2 separate regions of the Homo sapiens genome follow, and region 1 is linked to region 2. A link is a contact called in ENCODE Hi-C or POLR2A ChIA-PET data. All regions are on one chromosome and are shown on one strand. Each heading gives the region's core, a stretch centred on a gene start or an enhancer-like site at or near the end of the contact. The rest is flanking DNA. Distances are from core to core; before and after follow the strand shown.

Region 1 (6,261 bases), core at 3,595-6,094, 45 kb after region 2:
ATATACATACAGCTATATGTATATATTATATATGCAAACAGATACATATGCAACACTATAACTTAGATTTTCACTGTAATGTATGAACTAGCACCTATTTCAAACACTGCTTTTGAACTTGATAGAAAGACATTGGTTATATATATTTTTAAATTATATTTTAAAAATTCTATCAAATTGTCTGCAGTCATTAATTAGGTTATTCAGAGCTGCCTCAGCAAACTTATTCTGCAGTTGAGAAAATGGGAACTGAATGGACTTCTTTATCATCAATTTGTGCCATTGTCTACAGAAACTTAGATCAGCTTTGACTAGCTTTTTCCTTCTGCTTTTTTTCAAAGAAGATTTTTATAATATGTGGGACAGGGACTGTTAATTTTCTCTACTACAACATTACATTCTACTGAGCTGATTGCAATTTTATTTAATCTTCCATCTTTACAGATGGAAGGCCTCCAAAGGCTTTAGTAGGCCCCAATTTGGGAATATAATCACTCTGAATGAAGAAACCAAAGTAAGTAAACTGTGTGGTATTGGGGGAAATTGGGATTGGGGTGAGGTAAAGTCTTTTTTTTAAATGTACTAAAAACAAGATCTCCCTTGACTTTTGATAAAGGCAAGTTATCCTAAATGCTTAAACCATTTGACTTAATTCTTGGTAAGGATGCCCATTAAATTTGATTTCATCCACTATAGTTCTGAGCTCAATTGCTTTTTGCCTCATTTATTTTTCTTAGGCCCTGAGAGAGGATGGGTAGGAGCTCTCCACGAAGGAGGCCCAAAGTGGTCCGTTCCTCCACGCTGGCACTCTCCTCACTAGGTCAGCTCATCTTCTTCTAACTCAAAACAACACATTGTTTCTCTCAAGAAAAGTGATTTTTGAAACCATTATTTTTGCTATTTGACAGGCAGGATTGTTTGTTTATACTAACTCCAACTCCAATCATAATACTGTACACATGGTGCTCAAGAAGCTGGGTGGTTCAGAAAGAAGTAATGCTTCCAATGATGGTGGGCATTTTCCAAGTGTTTGATCTGTGCCAGATGCTGGGCTAAGAGCTATTGGGCTCTTATTTGATCCACAGGCCAATTCTGCAAGGAAGGAGCAGGTCATTTATTCTGATAATCAGAGCTTGTCAGGGTTTGGATCCTCATTTACTGTTGCTCTACTGGTATACACTGCCCAGATGATATCCATTGTTATTATCCTCTACTCCTCATCCTGATCTTGACCTTGAAATGTGAGCCAATGTGATTACCTGAGAGAATAATTCATTAATGCATAAAAATAATTTATAAAAGTGCTTTTTCTTGAAAAGATTCCTTGAATGCCATTCTAGGAACATTTTCTTCTCATCATTGGCAGTGTGGGCTGGGCACGGTGGCTCATGCCTATAATCCCAACAATTTGGGAGGCAGAGACAGGAGGATTGCTTGAGTCCAGAAGTTCGAGACCAGCCTGGCCAACATAGTGAGACCCTGTCTCTATTCACATATTTAAAAATTAAAAGAAGTTTGGCAGCGTGTTCAGGAAGGACAGGACCTACTTCGATCATCTTACGACCATGAGACAGGATGGAGAAGGGAAGAAGGTGAGTCGTAAGCTATAAAGAAAGATTGATTTATGGGATAAATAAATGAATGACCAGAACTGTAGCTTCTGTTCCACAAAATGGTTTGTAATAGAGAGGACACAAGCTTTGTGATTAGACCAGGTTTGAAATAGCATCCCACTGCTTGCTGATGGCATCCTGGACATGTCATACAGGCTCTCTCAGCCTCAGTTTCCCTGAGGAAAGAAAGAGCAGAAAAGAAAAAATCTTATGGTCAGTGAAATCTCATCCTATCAGAAAAGTAGGTTACAACAACATGGTCTGTTAAATCAGAGCATTATTGAGAATGCAAGTCCTCAAAGATGTACCTTCACTCTAGCACTGCTAACGATACAGGAGAGTAGTGGGGGTGCTTGGCCGTTGCTCACTCTCTTGTGTGTCCCCCTTTGCTCAGAATTTGGTCTCTATAAGGAGCCAGGGCCCCTTACAGGGAAGCTGATTTCCTGTCTTAATCAGAGAAAACCTCAGGATTGATCTGGAGCAAAATAATGATTTCAAGTGGTTTAGGAACCGTGATGAAAGGACATAGGCATTGACCTAGAGAGCTCCTGCCTGCCTTTGGAAATGTGAACGTGGCCCTGAAAATGATAATTATAGTTCATTGAAAGAGTTGAATTTGTAAAAAGTTCATAATATTTATAACAGAAAAACTAAAAGTTCAATAAAAAAGGAAGTCATAATAAGAGTGTGGATGCACTGCTGTGTTTAATTTTGTGTTGATTGTGGTAAGATGAGATGAGTAATCCATGTGGGGTTTCTCCTTCTGTTGGGCTACGTCTACTTGCCCACTTTGGGTGTGGATGTGCACGTGTTTCTGTCGATGTGGAGAGAAGGAGAGCATGGCTGTGTTTGGCTCTGGCCGCGTCGGGTGGGCTCTGTGTGTTGGTAGGAAGGTAGGCTGTGGGCTTCCTGCAAGGCAGTGGTGGCACTGGCTGGTCCCTTTGCCTTGTTTCACACTCCTGCTTTAGGTCTCAGCTTAACGGTCTGTTTCTCAGTAAGCTTGCCACCCAGACTAGTTTACCTCTCTCAGAACCTTTCCCTTGAGAATTTATCACAATAGGCAGTTGTGCAGTTATGTGTATGATTATTTGATTAACGTCTTCCTCTCCCACTGAGCTGTGATCTCCATATGGGCAAGGCCCATGTCTGTTTTGCTCACTGTGTTATTTCCTAATACCTGGCACAGGTACATCACAGGCTCTCAATAAACGCTTGAAACATGAATCAATGGCATAGTGCTGTACCATCCTTTATAAATGTAACATTTGGCTTCATTCCCCACCAGTACAGCATATAATTAACATGCAAATTTCTACCCCTAACACAGTAAAGGTTTACTCTTGAATTTTATTCTCTATAACTTAACAGTAGTTTGATTACTTTAACTTTTGCATCTCTGTCCTCCAGAAAAAGAGAATAATCATAGACTCATGGCACTAAAGGGGACCCTGTTATCTCAACTGGACAATTTAAACATTAGACTAATATTAAGCAATCCAGTCAAGATAAATGAGCTTCCTAAAGTTTCGGCAAGGCAAGGAGGTGGGGAAGGGAGAGCGCCCTGGGTTGGGGGCAGCATGTGCAGAACTCTGCCGTGGGACGATGCCCATCTGGAATGCTTGAGGAGCTCATAAAAGGACAGAGTGGCAGGAGCAGGATGGGGAAGGTGAAGTGGGAAAGTGGGCAGAAGTCAGATACCCCTCTGATGGGAATGTTCCCTTGCCTCCAGTCATATGTTGAAACCTAATCCAAACGAGTATTAAGAGAAGCTCACATGAATGGAATTAGTGCCTATAAAAGGCACCCAGGGAACTCATTTTTCTCTTCTGCCATGTGAGCTTACAGTAAAAAGACTCCTGTATATGAGGAAATGGCCCTCACCAGACACCAAATCTGCCAGTGCCTTGATCTTGGACTTCTCAGCTTCCAGAACTGTGACCAATAATTTTTTTTTTTTTTTTTGGTAGTTACGCAGTCTAAGATACTTTGTTACTGCAGCTCAAATGGACTAAGACAGATACCAAGTTACAAAGACCATATTAGGTATTCGGCCTTTGTTCTAAGAGTGATGTGGGGCCATTCAAATGTTCAGGTAGAGGTGTGTGTGTTCAGACTGTGTCTTCAGAGGCTCACTGACTGCCCTGCTGTCAATTGTGGACAGGCAGAGTGGACGCACAGTACCCTCAGTGAGGAGGGTATGACTGCAACACTTAGCACTCAGTCAGGATGGAGCTCCTCCTCCCCCATGCTGTCCACCACCTCAGAGCACATCAGGTTACGTGATATTTGTAAAAATGACCTTTCTCAGCAACGCAGTGCACTGGACCCATGGTGGGGCCTTGAGGGGCTTCTAAGGTTTCAAAAGTACCCCAGGAGTGTTCAGTATTATAATTATTACTGACTCAAGGGGGGTGAGGCCTCCTAAATCGCAATGACCACATCCTGCTACACCCCTCATATCCTTTTTGAGTTCTCTCCAACCCTAACTCTACTTTTCCTGAGAACATGATCCTCCAGAGCCCAAGGGAGTATGGCCTTTGGCCGTATCTTGAGAAATCTTAATACTTTATAAAATTCAATTCTGTTTCCTCCTACTGACCTGCAGAACTTTTACTTACATCATTTGAGGATTAATTATGAAATTTAGGAAGATGTCCAGGTAAACAGATACGCAGTCTTTCAAAATCTCAATAGTGAGAAGTGAAGTAATTTTTCGCTGGTGGAATTATTAGTGGAGCTATTTTTTTTGTAGTGTTAATTTTTCATCACAAATAGTAGGACACCAACCTTCTGGAAATTCAAGCTAGTTTTAAGGAATTGGAGTAAGATTTAGGACTACATGTATCACTACGTCTTAGATTCAGCAATTAAAACAGTTTATTTTGGGATACATTGTATAAGATAGTACTTTGTTCTTCTCTAATGAAACAGAGATTCTTATTCTATCAAAAGATATCAAATTCATTCTTTTTGCCCTCTTGGAGCCTGGAGAGGCCCATGGGAACAGGGCTTCTGAAACAGCAAACATGTCTGCAGGGCTGTGCCCTGAGGCCACTTTTGCTAGAAGTGACATTTCTGGAACCAGAGGGAGCACACAACTGTTCTTGAAATTGAAGGTGTTTATGCCCGAGATGAAACTGAATTTTATTTGGGAAACAGATGTACTTATGTGTGCAAAGAACAACACAGTGGCCCTGGCAGCAAATCAAACAAAACCAGAGTCATCTGGGGAAAGGTAACTTGTGCCCAAGGAAAGAACAGCGTGGTTTGTGCCAAGTTCCAAAGCCACCCTCCTGCTAAGGCCATTGGGCACAGAATCCATGTGATGCTGTACCACTGGAGGATTCAAATTCATTGAAAAGTAAATAAATACAATTTTAGGTTTGTTAATTTGAAAAAACATGTGGGTATCTAATTTCTATGTGTTGGCAGGGCCAAACAGTGAAACACGGAGCTTCAAGGCGAAGGCAGCTTGTTAGGGTCCCTCCTTCTGACCTGCCCTTGGCAGCACATAGACAACCTGCCTACGAGGTCCTTCCCCCACTGCTGCACTGTCGCAGGGGGTCATTGATAGGTGTCTTATTTTTTATTTATTTTTCAGACAAGGTCTCACTCTGTAGCCCAGGTTGGAGTGCAGCGGCACCATCAGAGTTAGCATGGGATGAACTGTTGGAGAGAGGGCTGGACAATAGGACTGGACTAAGGGATCTTAGTCCTTACTAAGGAATATAGGCTGCAGTGGGCATCTGTTGTGTACCTCAGCAAGAAGCAAGGACCAACTCTTAGTTCTCTGAGGTGAATTTTCGGGAGTGATGGGGGAGATGTTTTGAGGACATCCTGAAACCACACCATAGGTGCCTCTGTAACCAAGTGGAGAGAGGCCCTTGGTTATAGAGTTAGGAGAACATGGATGCCTCTGGTACACAAAAAACCCTGCAGTGGGGGCTTAACTTCCATGCTTGGGAAGGTCCCCACTTGCCTTCCTGGTCTTGAGGGATTCTCAGATGGTGGCCTGCCTGCAAGTGGCTCCTCCATTGTGTTCTGTTAGGAGGGAGGGATGTATTGATGGAGACTGAGTGGAAGTGTTTTTGAAAACTTGTGTTTGGCTAAAAATAAACGATCAGACTTAAATGCTGCTTGGAAATCATTCTTTGTTTTACCAGTCAACTTTCCCTCCTATTCTTCATGGTGGTTACCTTAATATTTATTCTGTACCAACCTCCCAACCTAATTCCTCCACCATCACTTTAAGCAACCACTCATGCCTTTTACCTTTCAGAAAAAATAAAAGCCTCTTCCTGCCACCAAACTTACAAACTGACTAGCTCCACCCCATTCTCCTCTTTTTGTTGTGATGGAAGGAGAGTCCCTCCTCCTCTCCAGGGTGAATCCCTGCACATGCACTCTGTGCTCTTTCTCCTCTAGCTTCTCCCTTTCTATAATCTTCTCTTTCTCTATTTCTCCTGCCCCTTTCTTTCATTTCATTGTTTTAAGCATGCTTAAGTGTTGCCCATCTTCAACCAGCAAACTAAGCAACCAACCAACCACTTCTTACATGGAAAAACAGGCATTCTTATTCCTGGTTAGTAGCATGTAAATTGGTGCAACTTTTTGGAAAGGAAATTGGCAACACCTAATGAAATTTAAA
Region 2 (6,700 bases), core at 2,779-5,278:
AACTTCAGAAATGTTAATGTTTAGCCTTTAAAACTGTTGAATTGATTTCAATGCATATTTTAGAATATACATATCTATGTCATTGCAATTTAAACTGTTTAGAAGAAGTTCTTATTGTTTGCCATCTTTTTTTTAAGAGAGCAAAATGATAAATCAGTAAAAGAAATATTTCCTAGAGAGGAAAGGGAACTTGCTGTTGTATAGAGCTGAAGTTATTTCACATAGCATTGATTAAGGTTGGACTCTGGAAACACCAGTTTCCTTTGCATCTTAGCGTAGCAATTCAATAAACAAACAGCATTATTTTATTTTAAATAGACCAGATAGCATCCATTCCTATTATAGATTCTTAAAAAATGCTGGGAAACTGGAGAAGGGAAGGAAAGGATTCCTTGGTGGTTATTTATGTAGGGAATATTTAAGCTTGTACATGTACAGATGTTGCTGGGGAAGGAGAGAGAATTCCCGAGAGCACTGCACACAGAGCAGTTTGCTGAGGGCTCATCGTCAGTCTTCAAACGAGTTCTGTTGTAAGCTGAGGCACTAATTTTGGTTTACACAACGCACACACACAAGTCTGTCTATTCACTCATTCGCTGTTAATCACCTACTATGCCAGGCCTTGGGGAGATATAAAGAAATATGATGTCCAGCCCGGCCTTTCCAGAAACCTGCTTCTATCTTGGAAACAGTTTTGTAGTGTAGCTGATCAGTGTGGCAGATCGCAGCCTGCGGGAGGCTTTCTAGAGTGGGTGAGGCCTAAACTAACTCTTTGAGGAGCCAGTGTTAGACAAAGGTGTGGGAGTGGGATGTAGGGGTTGGAATTCCAGGGGACAGTGAAGCTGGAGAAAAGGTGTCTGGGGAGGTGGGTGCAAGGGCATGGAAAGCCTCACTTTTTTGAGATGACTTGGAACTTGATCCCAAAGTCTGGAAGAGTAACATTAAACATATCCACAATACACAGGGCGTTGTGAACAGTAGGATAAGGCATAAACAGGGTTTAGGACAGTGCCTGGGTCAGCATAAAATTCAATGTCTGTTTACTATTTTTATTATTACTAAAATCTATAGGCATGAGAAAGCAGAAGAACTGGGCTAAACACAAGAGACTGACCCAAGTTCAAGGATAGGGGATGTTATATAACATGGTCTCCCATCAGGGTTACTCCTGAAACACCCAATGAGTAGTGGAAGGATATAAATGAGACATGCCTGACAGTGGCTGGACAAGGCTCCCATGACCTCTTATCTCAAAGATTCCTGAAGTTCAGCATCCTTAGTACCTGCCAATGTGGGAGGAACACAGGGCTGTGGCTTGCTGCCTCTCACACTCCCAGCCACATGGGCACCCGCAAACAACTAACACTCAGAAGGCGACACTTCAGCTTGCCAGTGGGTTCTAAGCCTTGAATGGGTCGCTGCACCCCGCACCTGCTATGTGCACCGCAGCACCTGGGAGTCTGCCTGTCCTGTTGAGTAGGGGCTTCCTGGGTACAGCCTCCTGCAGAGGAGTCAGCGACACCCTCAGGTTTCTAGCTGTGAGGTGGGCAGGGGTGGGTGCGGAGGCCATTCATGAGATGAGGAAGAAGCTGAGTTGGGAGGGTTCATTCTCTGGCACATGGGGAAATTTGAGATGTCTCGGAAAATGCTGAGGGTTATAGAAGTAGGATCAGCAGAGGTAGTGGTGAAAGCCATAGAATTTGATGTAGTCCCCCAGGGAAGATGTGTAGAATAAGAATCCTGAGGAACATCAGCCTTCACGCCAGTGATACATTCGGGCATGGTTATATGCTATGCAAAAAGATTCACTAAAGTCTTCCTTATTCTTGATATAATTGTGCATATTTTAAATACAGGACTTAAGATATGATTTGACGCAACAGTGCTCTGGAAACACATGGAGGCAAAGTGAGAAGGGCTCTGAGCTGGTGTGGAGTCTGTCCTTTTAAAGAGTTATTTTCTTTGCTGATTTGATTTATTTTGTTTTAAGGAAGCACTCTTTTTTTTTTTTTTGGAGGCAGAGTCTTGTTCTGTCACCCAGGCTGGAGTGCAGTGGCACGATCTCGGCTCACTGCAACCTCCGCCTCCTGGGTTCAAGCAATTCTCCTGCCTCAGCCTGCTGCATAGCTGAGACTACAGGTGCACGCTGCCACACCTGGCTAATTTTTTGTATTTTAGTAGAGACAGGTTTTCACCGTGTTGCCCAGGCTGGTTTCGAACTCCTCAGCTCAGGCAATCCGCCTGCCTCGGCCTCCCAAAGTGCTAGGATTATAGGCGTGACTCACTGCGCCTGGTTAACAAGCACTCTTAAAAGTGTCCACATTTCATCCAAAATAAAATGTTTATATTTTTGGTTGTACTTTATCATGTATCAAGACACAGTGCTTTTATCTCTCACAAAGGCCTCTCCCTTCTCCCTTCCTCTGAGTCACAAGAGCCCCGTGCTGTTTTGCTCTGGTGAGATGAGCCGCACAGCCACAGGCCTGTGTGTGGAGTGGGCGGGAGCCAGGCCACCTTCCTCTGGATGCAGTGTCTGCACTTGCTCTCCAGTGGTTTTAGGACTGTGTTGAACTTTGGCTGTCCTTGATTTAAAATGTTCTGTGATAAAGGGGTCGTTGATGTTCAACAACATCACTCCATGATTTCAGCTCCTACCTTATTCCAAGTACTGTGCTGGGTGCAGGAAAGACAGAGCAAAACAGCAGCAGCCACTCTCCGGGCAGTCTAGCGGGAGAGGGCCTTAAATAGAGCATTGTAGGATTGATTATTTGATTGTGGCTGACTTAAGAGCTATGAGAGGATGGCTAGAGAATTGGTCTAGTCTAGGGATCAGGGAAGCGACATTTGAGCTGAACTCTGAAGATGAAGAAGGAATTGGTCTTGGTGTGGGGAGGAGAGCTGGCAAGGGCCTGAGGAGCAGCCATGGGGCCCCAGGGCAGAAAGACTGGAGCTGGAGCTGGGACCCGGTAAGAGGCTGACTGGGTGGCAAGGGCCACACCTGCAGGCTACAAAGAGGATTTTGTCCTGAGAGAAATGGAAAGCCAGGGACCAGAAGGAGGGATTTTGAAAAGATCCCTCTAGCTGGAGTGTGGAGAATGATGCTGGAGTGAGGAGTTGTGCAGAGTTAATGTAGACAGAGCAGGAGGCTGGCTGAGGGGGCGGGGAGAGGGAGCAGGGCTTGGAGCCAAGGTGAGGACAGTGGAAATGGAGAGAAGCATATGGTGGACCAAGTATGCCAGGTTGCCCCCCAGCCAGGCTGCGGCAGGCCACCCTCCCACCAGCCATGTGAGAGCAGTCATAAACCACCAAACCCCAAGTCCTATCAGAAAGTAAAAAATAAGCAGGTAATTCAAGATCAGAAATCATCACTAGAATACATTTTATATTAAGACAATTTTTTTTTTTTTTTGAGACAGAGTCTTGCTCTGTCGCCCAGGCTGGAGCACAGTTGCATGATCTCAGCTCACTGCAACCTCCGCCTCCTGGGTTCAAGAAATTCTCCTGCCTCAGTCTCCCGAGTAGCTGGGACTACAGGCACATGCCACCAGGCCCAGCTAATTTTTTGTATTTTTAGTAGAGATGGAGTTTCACCATGTTAGCCAGGATGGTCTTGATCTCCTGACCTCATGATCCACCCGCCTCGGCCTCCCAAAGTGCTGGGATTACAGGTGTGAGCCACTGTGCCTGGCCTTAAAACAACATTTTTAACATTGTGTCATTTAAAAGATGCTTGTGTGTACAGAATAATGCAAGTAGCCCAATAATTGGGCCAATTGCCTGGTACTGTTCTAAGCACCCTACATGTATTAAGTATGCTAACAAAGCTCTGAAGGCCTACTCAAACTCATTAGTAATTACAGAAATACAAAAATGCAAATTAAATAAGCAATGAGTTAATACAGTACCACTAGTAGACTGGCAATCAAGAAAGTGGACAGGGCCCATTGCTGGGTGGGGTTTGGGGCTTTACGACTGCAGTCTGGCATATGCAATCTGGCGTATGTGGTCAAATCAAGCTTATGTGTGAATGCCCTATGACCTAGAAATACCACTCTGGGCATGCATCCCAGAGAAATAGTGATGGAGGTCTGTGAAGAAACTGACTCATATAAGGATGTTCCCTGAGGCACCCTGTGGGGAGGTGGGGCTTTAGAGGCACTCACCTTATAAAGACCTCTGGTCTTGCCCAGGGATGCTCCCTCTGGGACTTACACAGCAGGTTGCTACAGCCACATGGTGTAAAGCTAATCCATTAAATTCAAAGCCGTGAAAAAAGTAAGTAGACTTTTTTGAAACAGCCAAATCTGACACGAGGAAAGGTGACCAACAATTCTAGCTTTCCTGAGGAAAGAAGGATTCCTGTAATATAGATTACAGTGATTTCATTCCTTTCCCCAACACACTGCCAGAACTGCCCATCTGTGAAACAGATCAGGAAACTTGACATCCCTTTCTTTAAACACAGTCAAAGGCAGAGCACATTGTTCCAATATTTTTCCGAAAAGGGCTATTTAATAAGAAAAAGCAAGCAAATGACCATATGACTGTATAACCTGAAGGAATAAATTAGTAGCTCTTCACTGTAGATTTTTAAAAAATTATGTATAAAAGACTTGTGTACTACAGCCTGGAACTAAATTCTTCATAATCATGGGCCACTAATAACATGGTTTATGCTCTAATTTTTTTTTTTTTTTTTTTTGAGACAGAGTCTCACTCTGTCACCCAGGCTGGAGTGCAATGGTGCAATCTCAGCTCACTGCACCCTCCACCTCCCGGGTTCAAGCGATTGTCCTGCCTCAGCCTCCCGAGTAGCTGGGATTACAGGCTTTTGCCACCACACCCGGCTAATTTTTGTATTTTTATCAGAGATGGGATTTTACCATGTTGGCCAGGCTGGTCTCAAACTCCTGACCTCAGGTGATCCACCTGTCTTGGCCTCCCAAAGTGTTGGGATTACAGGCTTGAGCCACTGCACCCGGCCCTTACTTTTTGTGTGTTTATTTTATAGATGATTTTTGGCCCCACTGGACAGTGAAAAGAGGCAGTCCCATCCCCTTCCCCATATACCTTCCACCTCCCCTTCCTCATATGCCATACCATCATGTACTCTTTAGTGACTGATCAGCACTTTGATTTTGGTTTGATTTGCAATCAGTTTGGAGGGAAACAGGCCACTTTCAAAGACCTGTTCGAGAGAATGTACAATGGAATGCTTTCAAAGACCTGAACTCATCACACTAGATTTTATTTATTTATGTTTTGGTAAATGATCCTCAAATCCTTAGCAAATCAATATTAAGCATTCATTCAGTGCTTACATATGAAGCATCATTGGAGGGAATCATGATAAAAGTGATTACGTGTTGTACTCTTACTGTGTGCCTCACCCGACCCAACATAGTACCCATGTACTAACCTATTATATCACTAAAGCCCTTTAGTAGGTATGATTGTTATCACCATTTTAAGGATGAAGAAATGGAGGCACTTGACCAAACTTAAGGAATTGGCCAAAGTCACAACACAGGAAGCAGGAAAACTGGCCTGCAGAGCCCCGTTTTTCCCAAATACCGCACAGGACTGCACAGAAAAATAGAGCCCAGCAACCTCTCTAAGAAAAGGAAGAATAAAAGCTGGCTGCTGGTGTGTGTGTGTGTGTGTGTGTGTGTGTGTGTATGTGTGTGAGAGAGAGAGAGAGAGAGAGAGAGCGCTGGGATGCTCTTGGACTGCTTGTAACCAAGGTCCCTGTGGACAAGAACCACTGCAAACCTTCCTCTGGAAGGGAGACTGCCAGGCATGATGTATGTATTAGTGTGCTAGGGCTCCCGTAACAAAGTACCACAAACTAGGTGGCTTACAACAACAGATATTTATTCTCATACAGTTCTGGAGGCCAGAAGGCCAATCTAAAGGTGTCAGCAGGGCCATGCTTCCTCTGAGACTCTGGGTAGAATCCCTCCTTGCCTCTTCCTAGTTTTAGGTGGTGGCTGTCGATCTTGGCATTCTTTAGTTTACAACTGAATCACTCCAATCTGTGCCTCTATTATTGTTTGTTTGTTTTTGAGATGGGTCTTGCTCTTTTCACCCAGGCTGGAGTGCAGTGGTGCAATCATAGCTCACTGCAGCCTCAAACTCCTGGGCTCAAGGGATTCTCCGGGCCGCCTTTATCTTTAAATGGTGGTCTTCCTCTGAGTCTGTTTGCATATCCACATGGCCTTAATATTATATAAGGACACCAGCCATTGGATTTAGGGCCCATTCTAATCCAGTATGACCTCATCTTAACTTGATTACATCTTCAAAGACTCTGTTTACACTTAAGGTCACATTCTTAGTCACTGAGGGTTAGAACTTTTTGGATATAACATTTCTTTTTAGAAGACACACCTCAACCCGTAACAGATGGAAGTAAAGGTGATCCAAGACTTTAGAAGGAGCCCCTGGATGCAGACCCTTTCAGACAAGGTATAAATGAAAGTATAACCCAGTGCAGGTGGGGACATCTCCAGGAAGGACTAGGATTAGACAAGCCGAGAGAGGGAGAGGGTGCTCTGGAAAGGTAGTGTGTGTGCCAGGGCATGGAAGCGAGCAGACCAGCCTGGGGCAGTTAGCAGATTAAGTCAGGGTAGACTTGGGGTTGAGGTTACAATGGTGGGTGGGGGATCTGATTAGAGATGGTCTCTTACAGGGACTTCAT

Evidence for each region. Hi-C counts contacts between places; a loop is a spot of excess contacts on that map. ChIA-PET counts read pairs that join two places held with the same protein, here RNA polymerase II (POLR2A). Pooled maps may share reads with other maps.
Region 1: a map of astrocyte of the cerebellum shows a loop between it and region 2 (4-fold over the local background). The contact joins two enhancer-like sites. A Hi-C loop is called at or near these places in 20 of 168 maps with a recorded cell type or tissue (Caco-2, Calu3, HepG2 and 15 more) and 12 of 50 pooled maps. POLR2A ChIA-PET finds 5 or more read pairs at or near these places in 8 of 52 experiments (BJ, MCF 10A, PC-3 and 4 more).

The regions. Positions count from the first base shown.
Region 1 is chr3:158,758,792-158,765,052 of GRCh38, forward strand. The region is part of intron 4 of LOC100287290 (a long non-coding RNA gene); the gene reads left to right. It also overlaps the pseudogene RPL35AP9. Among named protein-coding and RNA genes, the nearest start is that of RARRES1, 29 kb to the left of the region's middle. RefSeq lists a silencer at 1,842-2,037. Within about 2 kb of position 4,845, at least 5 of the 41 ENCODE cell types and tissues checked have a DNase peak (open chromatin) inside an H3K27ac peak, as active enhancers do; they include PC-9, where a contact is called at or near this core.
Region 2 is chr3:158,714,588-158,721,287 of GRCh38, forward strand. All of the region lies in intron 1 of RARRES1 (retinoic acid receptor responder 1), which reads right to left. Among named protein-coding and RNA genes, the nearest start is that of RARRES1, 15 kb to the right of the region's middle. RefSeq lists an enhancer at 934-1,434. Within about 2 kb of position 4,029, at least 6 of the 41 ENCODE cell types and tissues checked have a DNase peak (open chromatin) inside an H3K27ac peak, as active enhancers do; they include PC-9, where a contact is called at or near this core.